Regions from separate parts of the Mus musculus genome. Here region 1 is linked to region 2. A link is a loop called in an ENCODE intact Hi-C map of the cell type or tissue named here. Cell type or tissue: heart. All regions are shown on one strand. Each heading gives the region's core, and the rest is flanking DNA. Links, peaks and the distances in the headings are about the cores only.

Region 1 (11,303 bases), core at 2,032-10,031, 160 kb before region 2:
AGGGTCCAGGTTAGTTGACTCAGTTGGATAGGAACCCTGTCCCCTCTTGGGTTCCTCAATCCTCCCTCCCCCCAACTCTTCCACAAGACTTCCCAAGCTCTGTGGATCTCTGCCTCTGTTGCTTGTCAGCTGCTGGGGGGGAGCCTCTCAGAGGACGGTCAGGCTAGGCTCCTGTCTGTGAATCCAGGCCGACAGACACAAACAAAGCCTGAGGCTCCAAAGAAATTGAAGGAGAAAGGGAGGCCAGCTTTGTGTCCGTATAGATCGTCTCACACAGGGCACCTGTGTCTCCAGACCAGCAGTGACAAACATGACTGTCAACAGTGCCATCACATGTTGTATCATCGTGGCAAAGCTTTGACCAACAAAGAGACATCAAGGTCTCACAGTGTGTCCCTGTGAATCCACTCCCCATGCAGACACGGTGGTTGTTGCTTCCTGCCATCCACACATCGACCTCCATGCAGACGTGGCTGACCGGTACAGTCATCAAGGTTGAGCTCACAGTGGTCTCCAAGGAATCCAGGTGTACAGTCCCAGAAGGGAGCCCCAAGAGCATCCCTGACATGTCGCACCACAGAGACACGGCTGGGATCGGAAGCACCGGGAGTAAATGGAAGGAATACTGCAGGGTCTGCTCTCTGGCTTGCAGTTTCTCTTTAACCTAATGCTAAGACAAGCTCCGGATTAAAAGTGTGGAACACACACCCATCCTTAAGGGTGCCATTTTTAGTTCGTGCACAGTAGGGAGTTTTTCTGGAATTGTGAAATCTGATTGGGTCAGCACGTGGGATCTTCTGCATAGGAAGTTCACCTTATGTCCCACAAGCCCAGAGCGCAGCAGTAAGGGAAGCCGGCATTGCCATAGCTCCGAAGCCCTCCTGGCAGTCGTCACAAAGTTCCCGGGGTTAGGGTTCGCCTCACTTCTCTGGACACAGAGTTTAGTTTATGCACCTGCAGCACGTAGCTTAGCAACGGCTGGGAGGGACTGGGCTGGGGAAGTCTTCCTACTTTGTCCAGTGGACTGTCAACAGCCTGGTGCGGCTGTCAATGTCTCCACCCCGATGTCGGAAACACACCAAAAACGATTAGTTTTTGTTGTGGTTGTAACTCACTTGTTGGGGCGCAGTCTTAAGCATGAGAAACTTAGAGATGACAACTTTTAGAGTTGTAGTTTCAAAGGGTTGGACACTCACAGTGAAAGGGGATTCTTAGAGAAATTAAAGAAATTCCAAGTGTTCTCTGGGGTGTCTCTCATGTAAATTCATATAAAATCATATATGGATTTTTTAAAAAGAATTCATCTCATTTATATGAGTACACTGCTGCTGTCCTCAGGACCCCTAGAAGAGGGCATCAGATTCCTTTACAGATGGTTGTGAACCACCATGTGGTTGCTGGGATTTGAACTCAGGACCTCTGGAAGAGCAGTCAGTGCTCTTAACCTCTGAGTCATCTCTCCAGCCCCCTTATACGTGGATTTTAAAGAGGAAATTACTTGTAACTAGTGGTAGGGTTTTTTTGTTTTGTTTGTTTTGTTTTGTTTTGTTTTGCTGTTTTCATTATGTTAGAAAAGGTTTCATGTAGCCCATGCTGGTCTCAAGTTTACTATGTAGCAGAAGATGACCTTGAATTTATGACCCTCCTGCAGCCTCCACTCCTGACTTCTGGGATTATAGGGTGGTAGTAGATTAGTGATTAGTTTATTACTGTGTGTGAGGTACCTTGAGTTGAACCTAAGGCCTCACGTTAAGAGGATGAACACACAGGTAAGTGCCCTACCATTAAGCTGTATCTATTTTTTCATCTTTCAGCCTGAGTCTCAAGTAGCCCAGGCTGGCTTCAAACTCACTATGTAGGCAAGGACGACCTTGAACTTCTGATTCTCCACTGTCTGTCTCAAGTGCTAGGGTTACAGGTGTGTGCCACCATGCTCTCAATACCCTGTTGGTGTCTTGTGAATGCTAAGCAAGCCCTTTTACAAACTTTTACAATGCTCTTTTTACAAGCCCACCTCTGACTTTTATCATCAATTGCTCTCTTCCAAGCACCAAACTCCATATCCACCAATAATTGCTCATTCCCCTGCCTGAGAGATTGTCTGTAGACTGTGGCAAGCCTGGCTTATCTGCACCCGTGCTGCCAATGGTGCTGTACTCTGAACCAGGGCTTCCCAGCTGATAAGGAAGTCTGCTTTTAAAGGTGAACTGCAGGATAGCAATGTCTGACCTCCGACGTGCTAGCACATCACGGAGAGACTAGGATGTAAACCTTTTGTCTTCTTACAGTTTCTTCCATCGAGCATGCTAGGTTAGTGGAGTCTGAGCAGATCCTGTCAGTCCTTTAAGCTGTTCTCAGCTCACTCATCCTGAATGGTTGATGCTAAGGCAAACTCATCACCTACTCTCTATTTGACCTCCAATTCAGGTGATGTCTTCCCAGTGCAAATGAGTCCCATAGCCCAGTGCCGGTTTGTGCCCTTGGCTGAAGTTCTCTGCTGTGCTATAGCTGATATGAACGCGGCTCAGGTGATGGTAACACAACAGTCCCTCTTGGAGCACTTGATCAAACATTACCCAGGTAAGCAATTTCCGCCCTTGGTGTTCATCCGAATGTGTTTGGTTTCCATTTATAAACAATCTTAAACATAGAAAGAGCATGGTGTCTTTTTTTCCTCACTGTAGAATCTTCTGTTATAATACCATGAGTTACCCAGCTCAATGGCACAGGTATGCAGTCTCAAGCTACTTGCTGGGCTGAGCAGGACTGCAAGTTCAAGGCCAGCCTTGGCAGCTTGACCCTGTCTCAAGTGTAATAGTGGGGTTAGGGATATCGCTGTGATAGAATGTTTGCCTACCATACACAAAGCCTTGGCCTCCACCACCAGTACAGGGAAAAAAATTAAAAAGAATATAGTTAGAAAAGCCCTACCTCAACACTTTAAAAACTATGTGTTGTGTGTCTGTGTCTCTGTGTGTGTGTGATGGCTCATGCATGCCGTGGAGGTACACCTGTGGAGGGTCAGAGGACAATTCGCAGCAAGAGTCTCTTACCATGTGGATCTCAGGAATTGAACTCAGGTCTTCAGGCTTAGCAGTAGGTACCTTGCTTGGTCTACTGAGCCATCTTAGCAGCCCAGCACTGGTACTTCCTAAAGGTATTTCTCCTACTTTCTGGATGGTTCTTTTCATATGTAAATGCATGTTATAATCAGACTCTGTAGTGTTTGCAGCTCTTAGCTCTGCCCTCACAAACCGAATTTCACTGTGGGGGTTTAGTTTACCCTTTAGGCTGTAAGGGATCAGTCTGTATATTATTTCTATGACTCTCATTGACTTTTATCTCCCTGTTTGTTCATCAGGAATGCTTCCTCCAGGGGTAGGTCTTTGTTGTTTTTGGTTTTTGTCCTGCTTTGTTTTTTGTTTTTAGTGTTGAGGGTGGAACCCAAGGCTTCCACTAGGCACTGCTTTCCTGCTATGTCTTCAAATTTTTAAAGTTGCTTTCTATCCAGTGATACTCAGGCTTCTGTTTCTGTCCTTAGCCACTAGCCTAGCATGTGTCTTTATGGGGACCAACTTATATATAGTTTGTAGTTAATTACACATATTATTCCTTGGCTTGTTTGGTTTTGCTTAAGATAGCTCACTGCAGCTCAGGCTGGCCCAGTTCTCAAGGTGGCCTTGAAATGTTGACAACTCTCCTGTGTCCACCTCTCCAGAGCTGGCATTACAGATATGAGTCACTTTACTCAACTCTTTCTAACTAAGATAGAAGTGTGTGTGTGTGTGTGTGTGTGTGTGTGTGTGTGTGTGTTCAGGCATGTACGTGTTGCAGCAGCTCACATGCAGAGATCAGAGGACAACTCTTGGGAGTTGTGATCTCCTGACACTTTGTAAGACTGAGCATCCAACTCAGGTTGTCAGGCCTGCATACATGACCTGTTAGTCAGCACCATTACCTTATGAGCCGTCTGACCAGCCAGCATTTTAATTGCTGGTTTTGCATAAATAGGCTCCAAGTTTGTTAATCAAATATGTGCTCATTCTGAATTCCTGATTTTCCTTTTTTTTTTAAGGTATTGCTGTTCCCTCCCCAGACATTCTCTACAGCACACTGGGAGCTCTAATTCAAGAGAGGAAGATTTACCACACTGGAGAAGGCTACTTCATAGTTACCCCAAGCACATACTTCATCACAAATACGCCAATGCAGGGAAATAAAAGTGCTCTCCTGTCAAACGAAGGGTGCTCAGGGCCCACTTCTGGAACCTATCTGGTAAGTGTGGATTGCTGTGCAGAGCCGACCCAGGAGAATGAGGCTCTCTTTTCCCACTGTCCTTCATGTCAGTGCTACCCTGATACAAGCATGTGCGACTCTAAGGACCTCCTGACTGCTGCAGAAGTGACTAGAAAAAGCCAGGAAGGTCTTGAGGAGACCACAGCTTTGACCGAGAATCAGGTAGTTTCAGCCTCTGAAGATACCCACATCTGTGTGAACCCCAAACCATTACCATACACCAAAGACAAAGGCAAAAGATTTGGTTTTGGTTTCTTGTGGCGCAGCTTATCTAGAAAAGAGAAGCCCAAAGCCGAGTACCACAGTTTCTCAGCACAGTTCCCACCCGAAGAGTGGCCTGTCCGAGATGAGGACAGTTCCACCAAAATCCCCCGAGATGTGGAACATGCGCTAATCAAAAGAATTAACCCTGTACTGACTGTTGACAACTTAACCAAGCACACTGCCCTAATGCAAAAATATGAAGAACAGAAAAAATATAACAGCCAGGGCACGTCAATGGATATACTGACAACCAGGCATAAAGATTCCTCTAAAGAGGTAATTGGGAAAAGGCAGGGCCAATTCGCCAAGTCCCGCAGGCGGGGCAGTTCTCATAAGGGTAGACACAAAGCACGGAGCCAGGGGAGTGAGCTTGAGCCAGGAAATCCTGGACAGGAAAAGGAAAAGCAGCCCAAGGTCCCTGCAGCCCAGCCCGCGCCCCGCACGAAAAGCCCCAGTGAGCAAGTTCATCACTTGCAAGGCAGGAATCCAGCTGTGCTAGGCTCCCACTTGATATATAAAAAGCAGATCAATAATCCGTTCCAGGGCATGCATCTCCGAAAGCACTCAGTATCCAAAGGGCACGCCGTTCAGAAGACCCATGGTCTGAAACCTACTTGCGTCGGGCCAGAGGAAAAGCCTTTCTGGAGCGCAGGCTCTTCAGATCCTTCCGGAGTCTTTGATGGTGAAGCCCAACCGCCGTATCCGGAACAATGCCGTGATAAACTAGAAGCAGGAAGCACGCAGGTGGCGAAGGCTCCTGTCCACCCAGTCAGCGACGATTTCAGAGGTGGCCCAGGAAATTATCCTCCACGTAGAGTTTTGCCAGGCCCCTCTCGGTGCTGTTCCTTTAGGGAAAGTATGCTGCGACCTGGTGTGTATCACGAGGAAAACAAGGACCTCCCTGAGGTCTTGCGGAAAAGTTGGTCCACCTGTGACATGTTCTTGGGGACCAAGGAAAAGAAGCAGGCCCTGCCCGCACAACGTTGCTCTTTGGATCCAGACTCCTCCTCTGTGCACGCAGAGGATAAGACAGTGGATAAGATACTCCACCAGTTCCAAAACCTCGGCCTCTTAGATTGCCCAGCTGGTGCAAATCGTTTGAGGACTCATGAAAGACAAGATGGCAACTCAGAAGAACTAAGTAGAAAGGCATTACAAATCCCTGAGGCGGAGATTGTGAATATGGAGAACGAAGGGCTTTCTGACAGTGAGCAGGACCAGGTGGCTTTGAGTCACAGTGACCCTGGGGCTGGGGATGACGGGGGCTGCAGTTCTCTGTGTTTAGAGGACGATGACTTCTCTGAGACAGATGATTTCTGTCCCTCGTTGCCGGGACACACTCAGCACTCCTTTGCAGGTGGAGGCACGTGGAATCATTTGGGAACACCAGCCATGACAGGGAAGTCTCTGACCGACTGTAATAGCAAAGCCCATAGGCTTGAGCTTCTGGCCATTGAAAGGAATCCTTGGTACAAGGCCACGGGGTTGTTTTCAAACGCAGGGGAAAGCCCAAACCCTGATCTCTCTGACAACCCTGGTCAAAATTCAAGGATCCCATGGGGTTTCAACTACGAAGGCGAGCCCACTGTTGCCCATGTCCAGACCCCAGCAGCTGCTGCTGGCAGAAGTTTACTTGCGTGTTCTACTGTAAGGACAACCAGTTTCCCAGTTGAGATCCTGCAAGAGTCTCCTGGTGATAGGGGAAAGAGTCCAATTGTCTGGAGACAGAGCCTTCCAAGTCAGGAAATGAAAGAGCATTTCACAGACAAGTTACAACTTGTCAAGACCTCACATGGGCCAGTGTCAGCCCAGGAGCCACAGGGAGAACACCTTGAAGGGACAGAGAATTACAGCATGACGGGAGACAGTGGGATCGATTCCCCCAGGTAAGGGTGCAGAGGGAGTGCTATGTTAGCTACTCCTGCAGGAGTTCATGTGGAGCCGCCTGTGAGGGACTCCAGAGAGAAAAGTCTAACAATTCCAACAGCCCTGGGGGAATAAATCCTATCAAATTATGTGGTTGCTTATGGTAGGACAGAGGTCACTTTTTAAAAAATATTTTTATTCTTTGAGAATTTCAGACATTTTATTTAGTATATATGTATACTTTATATATATATACATATATATACACTAAGGATTTATTTGTATGGGTGTGGTGTTTTGCCTGGGCGAGCCGCTAGGGAATTGAACGTGAACAGTCTCATCACATGCCTGCTGGAGGGCTTCAAAGCAGCATTAGAGTTTCACAATTGGAAGCCGTCAGGATGAACTTTGTGAAAAGCGACCTTACAAGGGTTGCCAGACTGCCCGTTGGGATTCAAATGGGAGGTCAGAACCAAAGTCTTTTCGACAAAGTGCGGCGACTCTATACCAACCCGTCTAGACGGACTGGCTGTCTTCCTTCCCAAGCCACAGATCATTCCAGCATGGGAGGAAGGCCCTCCCTCCCTCCCTCCCTTCCTTCCGACCCATTTTTACTCTTCCACCATACACTCAGTAAAATAAATGAAAAAAAAAAAAACAACAAATAAAGGCATGGGCCACCATGGCTCAGCATAAATACAAGTATTCTAACAAGAATACTTGGGGGCAGGGGAACTGGAGACACGGCTTAGTAGATAATACTGGCTGCTCTTCCAGAGGCCTCAGGTTCAATTCCCACCAACTACCTACCTGATAGCTTCCAACTATCTATAATTGTCCCCCCTGCCCCCAGGATCTCATGCCCTCCTTTGGAGTGCAAATGTACATGCAGACAAAACACCCACCCCACTGACAGAAGTCAATCTTTTAACCAGAAGTCATTCACAGCCCTGTGTCCTCTTTCCACCCAGTTTATCATGGCTTATCCTGCAGCTGCTATCACAGCTATTTTTGAAGTTTGGTTTTTGTTTTGTCAGATTTTTAATTAATTAATTTATTGCTTATGTGTGCAAGACATATCTATGTGCATGACCTTTGGAGGTCAAAAGGGCGGCTTTGGGTCTCCTGGGTCTGATGATACAGGCGATAGAGCCACTCAGTAAGTGTGTTTGGAAAAGAGCTCTCACCTGGACCACAGCAGCCTGAGCACTGAGCTGCTGAGCCCACTCTCCAGATTCTGCTGTTTGTTTTTGAGACAAGGTCTTACTGTGTAGACCGGACTAGCCTCCAACTTGTGACTTTGTTGCTTTCCTCTTCCAAGGTTTTTGTGGGGGGCGGTCAGGGGGGGTGCTGTTTAGATTTTTAAAAGAGACTCTTCTTTGTACTCCTACTGCCTTGAACTCCAGATCCTTCTACGCAGCTCAGAGTGTGATGGCTAACATTATCCCCGGGGAGACATTAGCTAGGGGAGGTGAACTGAGATAGGAAAGCCTATCCCAACTGTGTTGGCAGCAGGGCAGCATCATTTAAAAAAAAAAAGAGAGAGAAAGTTAGCTGAGCACTGCACTTCCCGACCGTTACCGGGTACAGTGTCAGCGGCCGCCTCAAGCTCTTGCTTCAGTTCAGGGATGCCCTCCTCCACTTGATGTCTGTGCCTTTGACCTCTGACCCAGTCCCCTAAGTTGTTTTCGTTTTTTTGTTATTTTGTTACACTCACACATGAGTGACTATCACCTCCCCTCAGTAACTACCATTCCCCCCTCAGTAACTACCACGCCCCTCAGTAACTACCACGCCCCCTCAGTAACTACCACGCCCCCCTCAGTAACTACCACGCCCCTCAGTAACTACCACGCCCCCTCTAACTACCACGCCCTCCCTCAGTAACTACCACCCCCCCCCCATAACTACCTCAGCGCTGAGATTTTTTTAGCTTGAACCAGAGCAGCACCTGGCTATCTCGAAGCTTTTCATTTTATTTGCTTGCTTGCTTATTTATTTATTTATTTATTTATTGAGACAGGGTTTCACTCTGCAGCTCAGTCTGTTCTGGAACTCACTCTGTAGATCAGGCTGGCCTCGAACTCAGAGATCCTCCTTTTTCTGCCTCCAGTGTGCTGGGATTAAAGATGTGAGCCACCACATCGAGCTACTTTTATTTTTTAAGAAGAGTTTTTCTTTTTCTAGTTTCTTCTTTTTTAATTAAGGAGAAAATTATACATATGGATGCTTTGTTGCATATATGTCTGTGTACCACAATGTGTGCCTGGTGCCCAAAGAGGCCACAAGGGACTATCATCAGATCCCCTTAAGTTTTAAACGTTTGCAAGCTATGCTGTGGATGCTGGAACCAAAATCAGGTCCTCTGCAAGAGGAGGTAGTGCTTGTTTGTTTGTTTATGTTTTTGGTTTTTTCAAGACAGGGTTTCTCTGTGCATCCCTGGATGCCCTGGAGCTCACGCTGTAGACCATGCTGCCTTCGAACTTGGAGATCTGCCTGCCTAAGCCAGCACCACCCAGATGGAGCCAGTGTTCTTAGCAGCTGATCCATCTATCATTGGTTCTCAATGTGTGGGTCGAGACTCCTTTGGGGGCAGGGGTTGTCAAACAACTCTTTCGAAGGGGTTGCCTAAGACTGCCGGAAAGCACAGATATTTACATTGTGATTCATAACAGTAGCAAAGTTACAGTTATGTGAAGCAGCAAAAATAATCGTATGGTTGGGGGTCAACACAAACATGAGGAACTGTATCAGAGGGTCACAGCATTAGGAAGGTTGAGGGCCGCTGCTCTGTCTGATTCCATAGAGAAGAGTGTGAGAGTGTGTGTCGACACGTGTGTGTCCAGTGTTCACGTGGAAATAAGAGAACTACTTTTGGGGAGTCACATTCTCTCCTTCCACTATGAGGTAGGGTCCCCTTCTCTGAGTTCCCAAGCTTCTGGCCACTTCTCCTGTCCCTATCTCCCATCTTACCCCAGGACTGTTGCTGCACACACAGCCTCTGGAGAGCCTCGGGCTTTTTTTATGTGGATTCTGGATATCAAACTCAGATCCTTATTGCATAGCACACGCTTTTAAATGCTATGCTCTCTTGTTGGCCCAGCTTCTTGTTTAAGGTTTATATATTTTTAAAGAATTTTAATTATGTATATTATGTGTGTGTCTGTGGGTATATGGGCACGTGAGTGCAGGTGTTCTCAGAGACCAGAGGCCTCAGATCCACTGGAGAGGAAGTTACAGGTATTTGTGAGCTGCCTGACAGAGCTACTCGGAATTGAACTCAGGTCCTCTTGAAAGAGAAGAGAGCTGTTTCTTCAGACCCAAGTTTGATACTTTTTTTTAAAAATGATTGAGAGGCTTATAGTTATTACAGATATTTAGGGGAAGGGAAACAGCATTTGAACTTCAACTCTATCCTGTGCTTCTGATGGTTAGCAAGCATCCCGGCCAGATGAGCGGGACGTGGTGGGTACCCCATTTGAAGATAACTTCAGACAAAATGAACACAGTCGAGCTGAACTGAAGAACACACGATTCTGCATTCTTCACAACTGTCAAAGATGTGTGGGATTCAGAGTGAGGGGGGAGCTAGGGAGGTACTCGAGGGCAGAGTGCTTGCCCAGTGCTTGCCTGAGGCCCTGAGTTCAATCCCTAGCACCACAAAAGCAAACATCAAACCCCAAACCAGCCGGCAAAATACCGGTGCAGCCGACAGTGTAGCTTACCGGTCCGGTATAGGCTTAAGAAATGCACTGGAGCAAGACAAATGTGCTTAGGGTGTAGCTCAGAGTTCCCAGGACAAGGCCATTATCAGTATAAAAAGTAAGAAAAATTGACTTTCCCGTCCAGTGACTTCAAAAAGGAAGTTATACAACATATAAATACTGGAGGCTGGAGAGATGGCTCAGCGGTTAAGAGCACTGACTGCTCTTCCAAGGGTCTTGAGTTCAGTGCCCAGCAACCACATGGTGGCTCACAGCCATCTGTAATGGGATCTGATGCCCTCTTCTGGTGTGTCTGAAGACACCTACGTTGTTCTTTCTCATAAACATGAAATAAATCAATAATTTTAAAAAAAGGTATGGATACTGATTCCATTAGGGAGCTGGCCGCTTCTGGCTGGATGCACTGACACTAACATCCTAATGGTACTGGGAGGCTTTTTACATGAGAATGTGTTTCTGAAGGGTTGCTTTAGGTTTGTTAAGGTCTTACTTCTAGTATAGCAAATGAAAACACAGCACCCTGAGTGGCATTCAGGGCCCTCCTTTTGAAGACAATAATCCTGTCCTTTTCATTATCTTTAGGACGCAGAGCCTGGTATCTACTAATTCCGCCATTTTGGATGGATTTAAAAGAAGACAGCATTTTCTGCCAAACCGTGAAGGTGTTCAGAAGAGCCAAAACCTTGCATCGAATTCCTTGTTTCAACTAACCCCAGCTATAAATGTCTAACTTAATTTTTTTTTAAATTTTTTTTGATATGTGGTCTTACACTGTAGTTCAGGCTGGCCCGTGACTCAACAGCAATCCCCTGCCTTTGCCTCTGGAGTGCTAGGATTACAGGCCATAAAGCCACCATGGCAGGATTAAAATTTTAACTGACTTTGGAGAACTCTTGTAGAAACTGGATAAGTGAAAGTCCTTGGAAGCTGTACATATATGCTATTATTAACCTCGTCATATTGTATTCTAATTACTCTTCCCCCCTTTTACGATTTTAAAGCAATTTCTAGTGCCTTTTACTAGAAACTTGTAGTTTCCAATAAAAACCATGAGGGCTGGAGAGATGACTCAGTGGTTAAGAGCACTGCCTGCACTTCCAAAGGTCCTGAGTTCAATTCCCAGCAACCTGATACCCTCTTCTGGGCAGATAG
Region 2 (11,303 bases), core at 1,610-9,609:
TTTGGCCACGAGTTAGTGATTAAGCGGCTACAGCAATGACACTATGTGTCTTACCACTTGTGTCCTGCCACGAGTGATTAGATACCATACCCTCTCTGTCAAATCGCTTACCCCAGGATAGCCTTGAGCTCATTTTTTAAAAATTATTTATGTATGAGTGTTCTGTGTGCATATACATGGTACATGACAAGAGAGAGCATCGGATCTCATTACAGATGTTTGTGAGTCACCCAGAGATTGCTGGGAATTGAGCTCTGGAAGAGCAAGTCGGTGCCCAGCCCCTTGAATTCATTATGAGCTGAGGGTGGCTTTGAACTTAAGTATGTGTGCTACCATGCCCACTTTGTGGAGTGCTGGGAACCAATCCTAGGTTTTGGTTGCATGCTACACCAGTTTACCAACTCAACCACAAGCCCAGCTCTCGCCTTATCTTTACAAAGATGTTTAAGGACTGGTGTGTCTGTAGTTTTCCTGTCTAAGTGATGAGATGCACCGGGATTTTAGCCTGTGATCTTAGGTTACTGCATTTACGTTCTGAGATTGCCGTAACAAAACACCATAGACCAGGTACTTAAACAACAGAAATATAGCCAGGTAGTGGTAGCACATGCCTTTAAGCCCAGCACTCAGGATGCAGAGGCTGGAGGATCTCTGAGTTCGAGGCTAGCCTGAGCTACAGAGTTAGTTCCAGAAAAACCAAGACTACACACAAAGAAACCTTGTCTCAAAAAAACCAACCACCAAACAGTAGTTTATTTTCCACACGCACATTGTACCAGAGTTTAAAACCCAATCCAAGATGCCTGGCCCCCGTGTGTTGGCAATGTTGGCTTCACTCTGACACCTTTCTCATCTATGGTGCCTGTGTCTTTTCACACAGCCCCCCTTCTCTATTCCCCATTATTCTCTCCTTAGAAGGACACTGTCCTGTTGGACATAGGCCACCCTAATGGTCCCATTTTGACCTCTTCAGTGACCATGTTTCCAATGTTGTCACATTGGAGGCACTTGTAGGTTAGTTCACGTGGGAAAAAAAATCTTTCTTATGTATAAATAATTCCCGTAACATACTTTATTTCTACAAATCCAGCTAAAACCACGATGTAAAATGGTATCCAGTACAAGGAAACATGTGCAATCTGCGAGTGGGTGATAACAGTGATGGCTAATCTACTTAATAGAGGCTCCCGGGGGACTGTCACCTAGGCGAGGCCCTTGGCTCCTACTTTGCATTACCTTTTTTACTTATCCTTCTTAATGCTCATAAAACACTTGGGAGGTGGGGCTCCCAAGGTGAGAGGATCAGAAGTGAAAGGCCATCCCCAGACAAATAGTGAGCCTTGGACTATCTGAGACCCTGTCTCAAACAAAGCAACATGTTCACAAAGAGACAAGATGAAAAAATGCATGAGCAGGTGTAGTCAAGGAGCCGAGGCTAGGCGCCCCCCCCCCCCCCCCGACAGGAACAATACCAGGTCCACTCATGAGCACAGCTGTTGGTAAAGTGATTTTGTAATCACTGCCCAATAACGACCCTCTCTCTGGCCCTGAGGAGGAATTTATGACGAGAACTGACCGGAACTGACAACCACTGTCTCACAGGCTCCTTACATCAGCCCCTTGCTAAATATGGGTGTGGTTTGCTCTAGGCCTGTGGGAGTGAGCTAATAAGTCATTCAGTTTGGAGGTCAGAAATAAGTTTCTAGACTGCTCAAGGGTCATTCAGGTTCTATTATTATTATATTATTATTTTATTTTATTTATGTGCAAAGGGATTTTGCCTGTATATATGTCTGTGTACAAGGTGCCGAGGGAGGCCAAAAGAGTGTGTCAGAGCCCTAAGAACTGGAGTTACAGATGGTTGTGAGCTGCCAAGTAAGTGCTGGGAATTGAACCCAGGTCTTCTGCAAGAGTAGCCAGTGCTCTTAACCACAGAGCCCCTGTCTCCAGCCCCTTTTTAATTTAAAACAAACAGACAGACAAATAGACAAACATGTTTTTTTTTTATTTTGTTTTTCCTCTGCAGCCTTTGCTATGTTTCCTGTAGAGGTGAGAATAAACCGAAAGTAAATTTGGAGTTTTTTATAGCCTGTCAGACCATGCCCCAGGGGGGAAGCTTGCCCATCCTGTGGCATTGATAGGCCAAAAGGAAGTAGCTCCAATATAGATAACAGCCGTTGCCTGAACGTTACTGTTTTGTTTTTTTAAAAAATACTTTTTTTATTTCATGTATATGAGTACACTATCACTGTCTTCAGACACACCAGAAGAGAGCATCGGATCTCCTTATAGATGGTTGTGAGCCACCATGTGGTTGCTGGGAATTCAACTCAGGACCTCTGGAAGAGCAATCAATGCTCTTATCCAGAGAGCCATCTCCGCCCCCCCCCACCTCCCCCTTTTTTTAGAAAAGTAAATCAGATTAGTCTCTTGGGGGGGGCATTTTTTTAAACTTCCCCTTTGACAGTTTCTACTTAAGTTTTTCTGCATCCATAGCAAGATTCCCAGGGAGGCCAGAAGATTAGGATATTAGTAAATTTCCACCTGGTAGGAGGTGTGGAAAGCCAAATATTGAGATAGAAGGCCTGTTTGGGAGAGTTGCTCTGCTTGTCTTCTTGTGAGGCAGAGCTAGTGAGTGTGTGAGTGTGTGCAGAGGGTATGGGGTGGCCGGAGTGCGGTGGAGGTGGGAGCGCACATACCTTTAGTTTCTGCATTTGGTGGGCAGAGGAAAGTAGATACTTATGATTTTTGAAGCCAGCCTGGCCTACATAGTGAGTTCCATACAGAGAGGCAGAGAGAGAGAGAGAGAGAGAGAGAGAGAGAGAGAGAGAGGAGAGATGAAGTTGGTGGGGAAGAAGCTGAGGAGAAACATGATCAAAATACATTGTAAGAAAACGATAAAAAAGAGTTAAGAACAATATTTTTTAAAATGGCTGGCAAGGCAGCCCAGTGAGTAAAGACCATGGCCACCATGTCTGATGACCTGATTTTGATCCCTGGGACATGGACACACACATATCAGTATAATAAAAACAGAACAAAACAAACCAAACAAACAATAGCGGTAATTATTAGAGGTTTATAGCACTTCAAGCAAGAGAAAGTCCAGATAGTCTCAGAGCTTCAAGGGTCAGAATTTCAGTCTTTTCACAGCCTTCCCACGCCCAAGCACAGCTATGTCAGGAATTCGCTATCTGTAACTGTGTTCTTTATTTTAATGTGCCATTAATTTAATTAGTGTAAAAACTGGGTGGGTTTCAGAATGGGACAACTTTTCCTTTCGATTGCTTTCTTTCTTGTTTTATTATTTGTTATCTTATGACCTTGGGTGTGTGCATATGTGGGTGAGCATGCACACCCACAGGGAGGCCACATGACCGCTTTCGGGACATCCTCAGGGACACTGTCCATCTCCTTTGAGACAGGTCTGTCATTTGCCTGGAACTCACAGGTTAGGTTAGACTGGCTGGCCAGAGAGCCCAGGCACTTCCCTGTTTCCACCCTCCCCGTTGCTGGGGTTAAAAGTGGATACAACCAGCCCTCCCGTTTGTAGGGTCTTGGATAAAAGTCAAGTGCTTGTGCATGGACAGCAAGCCCTTTAGTAACTGAGTCCTGTCCTTTTACGTATTTGTTTGTTTCTTGAGACGGAGCCACAGCGTGTATCCCTGGCTAACTTTGAACCTTCTATGTAGACTGGCCTGGCCTTGAATATGTGGCCACTCCACTCCACCTTGCCGATCTTCTCAAGTGCTGGGATCACAGACATTTGCAAGCAGCAGCTTTGATTTCTTTCTTTCTTTCTTTCTTCCTTCCTTTCTTTCTTTCTTTCTTTCTTTCTTTCTTTCTTTCTTTCTTTCTTTCTCAAGATTTATTTATTTATTTTATACATATGAGTACACTGTAGCTGTCTTCAGACACTCCAGAAGAAGGCATCGGATCCCATTATGGATGGTTGTGAGCCACTATGAGATTGCTGGGAATTGAACTCAGGACCTCTGGAAGACAGTCAGTGATCTTGACCGCTGAGCCATCTCTCCAGCTACCTGCTGATTTCTTATTGTTAGACAGGGTCTCACGATGCTCATGATGACCTTGAACTTGGTGTATAGATGAGAATGGCCTTGACCTTTTGATCCTCTTGCCTTTGTTTCCGGTGTATGACACCATATCTGCTTTGTGCAGAGCTGGGGGCAGGGGGAAGCCTAGGATTTAGTGCATATCAGAACTTTACCAACTGAGCTGCCTCCCCTGCCTTTCACTAGCTGTGAAGCCATTCTACTAAGAGTCAGTTTCTAAGCTATACAGCTCACTCTCCAACTCACAGGGCTGGGTTTTCCTATGGTCACAGATTGTGTAACCATCAGCGTTGGCTTTGGAGAAAAACTTTCCCACCTCCCAAATATGTTGAGTTTTGGAGGGGGTGGGGGGGAGTCCTTTCTATTTCAGAAATATATTTGCTTAATCTGCCAGAGTTACAGTTTTCGTTTCGTTTTCACTAGTGGGAAGATGCGGTCGTTGACTGGGGTGCCCCCTTGTATCGTGGGCCCGGGATGCCCCTCAGTGGTAGTGCCCTTGCAGAGGATGCCTGATGCTCTGGGTTTGATCTTGACCCTGAAGGGGAAATAACAACATTCAGTTAGCTCTTTGGAGAACTTTCCATCCAAGCACACATTTTTCTCAGGGCATCAGCCACTTGCAGAGGGCAGTGCCCTATCCTGTCCAGTAGCCAGCAGCCACATGTGACTACTGGGCACTTAAAATATTGATTGAGTCAGGTGGTGGCTCATGTCTTGAATCCCCAACACTTGAGAGGCAGAGGTAGGCAGATTTCTGTCAGGGCTCCACAGAGAAACCCTGTCTTGAGAAACCAAACAAAAAACAAAATCAAAAACAAAAACTAAGAAATACGATGAGTCGAGACTGACATGTGAGTTCAAAATAAGCACACTTTGGAAGAGTTGGGTTAAAACAGTATAAAATATCTCACTTGTAACTTTAATGTTAATTGTGTATTAAATGATGATGTTTTAATATGTTCAAGTACAATGCACTTATTCTTTTTACTTTTTTTTAACTTAAAAAAATACGGCTGCTAAAGAAAAAAAAAAAAAAAAAAAAAAAAAAAAGGAGGAAGGAAACACAATGCTGCAGAAACAGGCAACCGTAGATCGAGAAGACTATGATTTTATTGGACGAAGTTTCTCTCGACAGCTGATGTGGGAACATACCGCCCTCTGCTGGACAACAGGCTGCTCTACACCCCTCTAATTCTCACCACAATAGACTCAAAAGTCAAAGCTAGATGTCTTAGAATATCAAGTGGGGACAGTGCGGGGAGGGGGGCGGCTTTAAAATGCATTGAACATGGGCTGTGTGCAAAGTCTTGTGTTGACGGGCTTTCATCCCCCTTGAATCAAGAACTCGTTGCCATAGCGTTATTGACCATAACCAGAGAACCAGAGCGGTCCTAAGAGGTGACCCAGTCTCTCTCCAAGAGGTTTACTCTCAGAAAAAGGGCAGCGTTGTCCTCCTTAACAGGGAGACCAGCATTTGGAAAGCTGTGGCCACCATTCCGAGAACCTAGCTTTTTCTTTTTTAACATGATTTTATCCTTTTTAAAATTTAATTAATTAATTAATTAATTTTTGATTTTTTGAGACAGGTTTCTCTGTAAAGCCCCGGCTGTCCTGGAACTCACTTTGTAGACCAGGCTGGCCTCAAACTCAGAAATCCACCTGCCTCTGCCTCCCAAGTGCTTGGGATTAAAGGTGCGCCACCACACCCAGCTAATTTTATTTTATTTTTTTAATTTTTATTTTTTAATGGGTATGGTACTTTAGTCTGTGCATGCCTGGTGCCTGCAGAGACCACAGGAGGGAATCAGATCCCCAGTGGTATCCTAAGTTTGTCACAAAAATTAAATATGAAAAAGAAAAGAAAAAATTTTAAATAAGATAAAGATATATAAAGAGCCTCCTCCCTTGTACTGGGGAAAGGGGGGGAAGCTCTTTTCCCCATTCAAGGTTAACCTGGGCTACATAGCAAAACCCCATCTCATAACAGCAACAAGGAGAGTGTGGGGGATGAGTTGTCTCTATTAAAAAAAAGAAGAAAAGGCAGGCTTTGGGGCTCAGGTATTTCAATCCTGACTCCTCCATGAGCCTGTGTGTAATGTGGAGATAAAGATACAAATGTGACAATGGTTCTGGGCATGGAAGGGCACACTTGTGATACCAACACTGACAATAATGAGGCAGGAGGATCAGGAACTCCACGACTGTGGTGGCACAGGCCTTTAAGCCCAGCACTTGGGAGGCAGATCTCTGAGTTCCAAGTCAGCCTGATATACAGAGTAAGTAACAGTAACAGGGACAGCCGGGGCTACATAGTGAGACCCTGTCTCAAAAAAGAAAAAGAAAAAAAAAATTAAGATCTAAGAGGGCCTAGAATATGGCCCAAGTCTGTGTACAAAAAGTTAATAAATTAAAGAGTTACTACAATGCCTTGACATTATTTTAAGGTTTTATATGAATCTTCTTATTTAAATTTTTTCTTTTTTTTTGTATTTAATTTTTGTGACAAACTTAGGATACCACTGGCCTTTAAAGTGCAAGTTCAGAGGTCAAGGTTCCAGAACCTTCGGGGGCGGGGGGGGGGGGGGGAGGCCAGAGCTGAGCCTCCTCTCTCAGCCGCTCACTCCCAAAGTTATTCTATTTTAACCCTTTCCTTTTTATTTTTATTTTTTGTTTGTTTTATTTCTGGTGTGTGTGTGTGTGTGTGTGTGTGGGTGCCTGTATTTAGTGTGGTGTGCGTATGTGTGAGTGTGCCCAAATGCACGAGCATGGGTGTGTACGTGTGCCTAAGTCGGAGGACAATTTGTGGGACAACTTGTTAGTTCTCCCCTCCCCTCATGTGGATCCTGGGATTTGAACTCGGATCTTCGGGCTCAGCAGCAAACACCTCTACCCGCTGAACCACCTCACTGGCCCTATTGTACAGAGCCAGGTGCTATTGTGAAGAAGAACCATGAGAATGACAGTGTCTGTCACAGGCATTGTTGGACATAAAACCTGTGACCCTGGGCTGGCGAGATGGTTCAGTGGGTAAGAGCACTCACTGCTCTTCCGAAGATCCTGAGTTCAAATCCCAGCAACCACAAGGTGGCTCACAACCATCTGTAATGAAATCTGACGACTTCTTCTGGTGCGTCTAAGACAGCTACAATGTACTTGCTTAAAATAATAAATAATATTTGGGCCTGGGCGAGCAGGGCCGACCAGAGCGAGCTGGGTTGACCGGGAAGAGCAGAGGTCCTAAATCAATACCCAACAACCACATGATGGCTCACAACCATCTGTACAGCTACAGTGTACCCATATACATAAAATAAATTAATCAAAAAAAAACCTGCCGTGGTGGCGCACACCTTTAATCCCAGCACTCAGGACGTAGAGGCAGGCGGATTTCTGAGTTCAAAGCCATCTTGGTCTACAAAGTGAGTTCCAGGACAGCCAGGGCTACACAGAGAAACCCTGTCTCGAAAAACCACAAAAAAACCCAAAAACCAAAAAAACCAACCAAACAACAACAACAAAACCCCTGCGACCTGCCAAATGTACAATCCATGTAATTACCTTGTTAGAGACAGTGTAACCAATTCTAAGGAAGCCGACTGAAAGATGTTTATCACCCACGTGGGTTCCTTGTTCGCACAGGTTATCCTGCTCGGAGAGCCAGGTACCAGTGGGTCCGCTGCAAACCGAATGGCTTTTTTGCGAACTGCATCGAGGAGAAGGGACCACAGTTTGACCTAATAGATGAATCCAATAACATCGGCCCTCCCATGAATAATCCTGTTTTGTAAGTAGACTTTCATTCGATCTCACAGGAGCGCCTGAGTGTTTCATTTCAGGTTCTTGCTGTGGTAAAAACTACTCCACAGAGAGCAAAAGTGGGCCATGTGTGCTGAAGCAAGAGATGTGCCAATGAACATGGACTCATCCATGTTTTTATAAGGGTTTCTTGTGGGCAGCAGCGATAAGCCTTGGAAAGTATTTGCCCCAACATATGTTGGAAAGGATTGAATATAATTTTCTTTAGGCAAATAAAGTGTTTATATATTAAAATTGAGTTGAGTTAGATTTTTTTATTTTTTATTTTATTATTTATTTATTTGTTTTTGAGAAAGGATTTTTACTATGGTTTTTTACTATACTAGGCTATGCTAGCCTAGAACTTGCTATGTAGACCAGGCTAGACTTGAACTCACAGAGATCAGCTTACCTCTGGGATTAAAGGTGTGTGCTACCACAGCACCACAGCTGTTTCTTGTGGGGTTTTTTTGGAGGGTTTTTTTTTTTTTTTGTGCTTCATTGGAACACATTTATTAAATACTGAAATGGACCCTTTGACTTTGCTTCATCTGTTCTATTTGTCATTACTGTTTACTGGTTTTACTTTGTGAACAACTTGCCACTCAATGTGTTCTGGAAAAGCAGTGTGTCTTACTTAGGGTTTCACTGCTGAGAACAGACACCATGACCAAGGCAACTCTTTTATTTTAATTTTTTAAAAAGATTTATTTATTATTATATCTAAGTATACTGTAGATACACTGTAGCTGTCTTCAGAGACACCAAAAGAGGGCATCAGATCTCATTACAATGGTTGTGAGCCATCATGTGGTTGCTGGGATTTGAACTCACGACCTTCGGAAGAGCAGTCAGTGCTCTTAACTGCTGAGCCATCTCTCCAGCCCCAACCAAGGCAACTCTTATAGGGACAACATTTAATTGGGTCTGGCTTACAGGTTCGGAGGTTCAGTCCATTATCATCAAGGTGGGAGCATGGCAGCATCCAGGCAGGCATGGTGCAGGAGGAGCTGAGAGTTCTACATCTACATCTGAAGGCTGCTAGCAGTCTGACATCTTTAGGCAGCTAGCTCTCTAAGCCCATCCCCACAGTGACACCCTTGTTCAACAAGGCCACACCTCTTGATAGTGCCACTCCTTGGGCCAAGCATATACAACCACCACACAATGATATACAAACAGATACTGTTAGGACCCAAAGTCAGCTAGGCATGGTGACACACTCCTCTAAATGGAGAAACCAAGGCGGTTGGGAGTTCAAGTCCAGGCTCGGCTACATAGCTTGCCTCAAGTCACCTTGTACTATCCAAAAGAAGCAAACTTTGGTTTCTCACTTGGGCAAGCATATTCACGCGCATGAACACATCTCAGGGTATGTGTGGAGGTTGGAGGACCGCTCACGGGAATAAGTTGTTGCCTGGGGGCTTGAACTTAAGTCAAGGCTTGGCAGCAGGCACGTTTGTGATGAGCCGTCTTGTTGGCTAGTGAGGGAAGATGCCTGTTGGTCCTCTTTGCTATCTCTTGTTGATTTCACTTCTCTACTATGCCATGTTTAAGAAGTTTCCTTGTGTTAAATTGTTCAGTTTTCCCGTACCCTGTACCCACCCCCTTGTCTCAGACTTCCTTTCTCCAGGTCCCTCTCTGGGTCTGGCATCTCCCATCAGTATGCAGATATATTCTACAGCTTCTTGACATGGAAGAGACTCCCTCCCTCGACTCTGAACACCTATAGCTATTTCTCCACTCTGCTCTTTATTGAATCAGATTGATTTTTTGTTTGTTTGTTTGAGAACAGAGTCTCATCTCACTATATAGCCCTCCTGGTTGTCCTGGCCTTGAACTCAGAGATCTACCTGCCTCGGCCTCTTAAATGCTGGGAGTAAAGGCATGTGCCACCATACTTGGCACTTTAGCACCTCATAGAAGGGATGCTTATGGTTGTTTTAGCCCCACTTCCAACCCCCAACCCCAAGCCTCAGCCTCCAACCCCCCACCCCCCGCTCATCAACACACACAGTTGGATTTCTGCTCCAGCCTTCAATCCTGAGTGTGTCTGCCTGGTGATCGACACATCTATTGATTGAATCTCTATTTTTAGGCTTCTTGACCCCTTTCCTGCCTTTCAAAATGACTGACCCACCGCTTCCTTTGAAACAGTTCCTTCTGTGGCTTCCTGCCATCCATCCACCTTACCCAGGTTGTTTCCATAGCTGCTTTCCCTTTTGATCCGTGTAGATGCTGAGTCCCAAACCCAGCTCCCCTGTGAGAGTAGCAATGGCTCTGAACCCCAGAGTTGTCTCTTCAGTCCTGCCTCTTTGTTTTGAAGTGCTGAAGCAGATTTTAGCTCTTCGAATTTGAACAACTGGGTGCCTGAATTTATTTCCATGTTGCCCCCCACTCCCCCGTCCCCTAACCCACCCCACCCCACCCCACCCCACCTCCGCCACTTTTTGTTTTCTTTTTTGAGAAAGGGCTCAGTAGCCCGTGCTGGCTGCAGTTCACTATGGATCCAAGTATGACTCTAAGTTCTTACCCTACCACCACTACTACCCAAAAGCTGCAATACTTTGTGTGTACTCCACACCTAGTGTATTTCTTTATATTAAAATATTGAAATTACATTATAAGTAGAACTTTATAATTTTTTTCTTTGTATTTTAGGATGGAAGGACCCTCAAAAGATTTCATCTCCAATTATGATGACTATGGGTCAGGTTCGGGCTCCGGCTCTGGCTCCGGCTCTGGCTCGGGTTCCGGCTCCGGAAGTGGCTTCCTAGGTGACATGGAATGGGAATACCAGCCAACAGATGAAAGCAATATTGTCTATTTCAACTATAAGCCTTTTGACAGGATTCTCACTGAGCAAAACCAAGACCAACCAGAAGACGATTTTATTATATGAATGTGACGGTCTCTGTCTCCCCACCTCCATGTGGAACAATGTATTCAGTATACTTAGTGTACCACGTTTAAATGACCAGTCTCAGGATAAAGAGTTTTACAGAAAATTTAAAATGCCTGGAAAAGACTCTTGAATCCTGTTACCCCTTTCCTCATTAACTCGTAAGGAATTATGCTTTAATGCTGTTACCTATCTTGTTGTTCTGGAAAATGCCTGCATTTATGTGTATTGAATCAACATTTAAGAAATTAACACACACCCCCATTATTATACAATAACTTTCAAAGCCATACTGGTTTTGAAAATTTTAATTTGATAGCAAGTTGATGAACAATCTTTCATACCTAAAGTGTTCAGGAACCCAACTCGCATTGTGAATTACAAATATATTCCTTTATGTGATTAAAAAGAAAATAAAGTGAAACACAGTGGCCTCCTACCGTGGCTATGTGACATGGTTTACATGGTGAGGGGTAGATATTGAGCTGTGGCCATTGGATGTGACAGGGAAGACCAAATGTTATCGAAAA

The links. Peaks named below come from ENCODE experiments on the same cell type or tissue, not always from the same donor. Only the 100,000 strongest peaks of a DNase experiment are listed, where the experiment ranks them.
Region 1: it touches region 2 in a loop (2.1-fold over the local background); 1 of 42 quality-filtered maps calls a loop at or near these places.

The regions. Positions count from the first base shown.
Region 1 is chr10:62,659,098-62,670,400 of GRCm38, reverse strand. Stox1 (storkhead box 1) reads left to right here. Exons shown (of 4, transcript NM_001033260.2): 2 at 2,428-2,580; 3 at 4,076-6,446; 4 at 10,734-11,303. The coding sequence ends at 10,881. It also overlaps the pseudogene Gm18514. Among named protein-coding and RNA genes, the nearest start is that of Ddx50, 14 kb to the right of the region's middle. In heart, for the core only: a CTCF peak has its summit at 6,721; DNase peaks (open chromatin) are centred at 4,950, 5,240 and 6,030; H3K4me3 peaks cover 802 bases; H3K27ac peaks cover 1,176 bases.
Region 2 is chr10:62,494,336-62,505,638 of GRCm38, reverse strand. Srgn (serglycin) reads left to right here. Exons shown (of 3, transcript NM_011157.3): 2 at 7,716-7,860; 3 at 10,533-11,303. The coding sequence ends at 10,773. Among named protein-coding and RNA genes, the nearest start is that of Srgn, 7.8 kb to the left of the region's middle. In heart, for the core only: a CTCF peak has its summit at 5,247 (motif pointing left); DNase peaks (open chromatin) are centred at 2,098 and 5,308.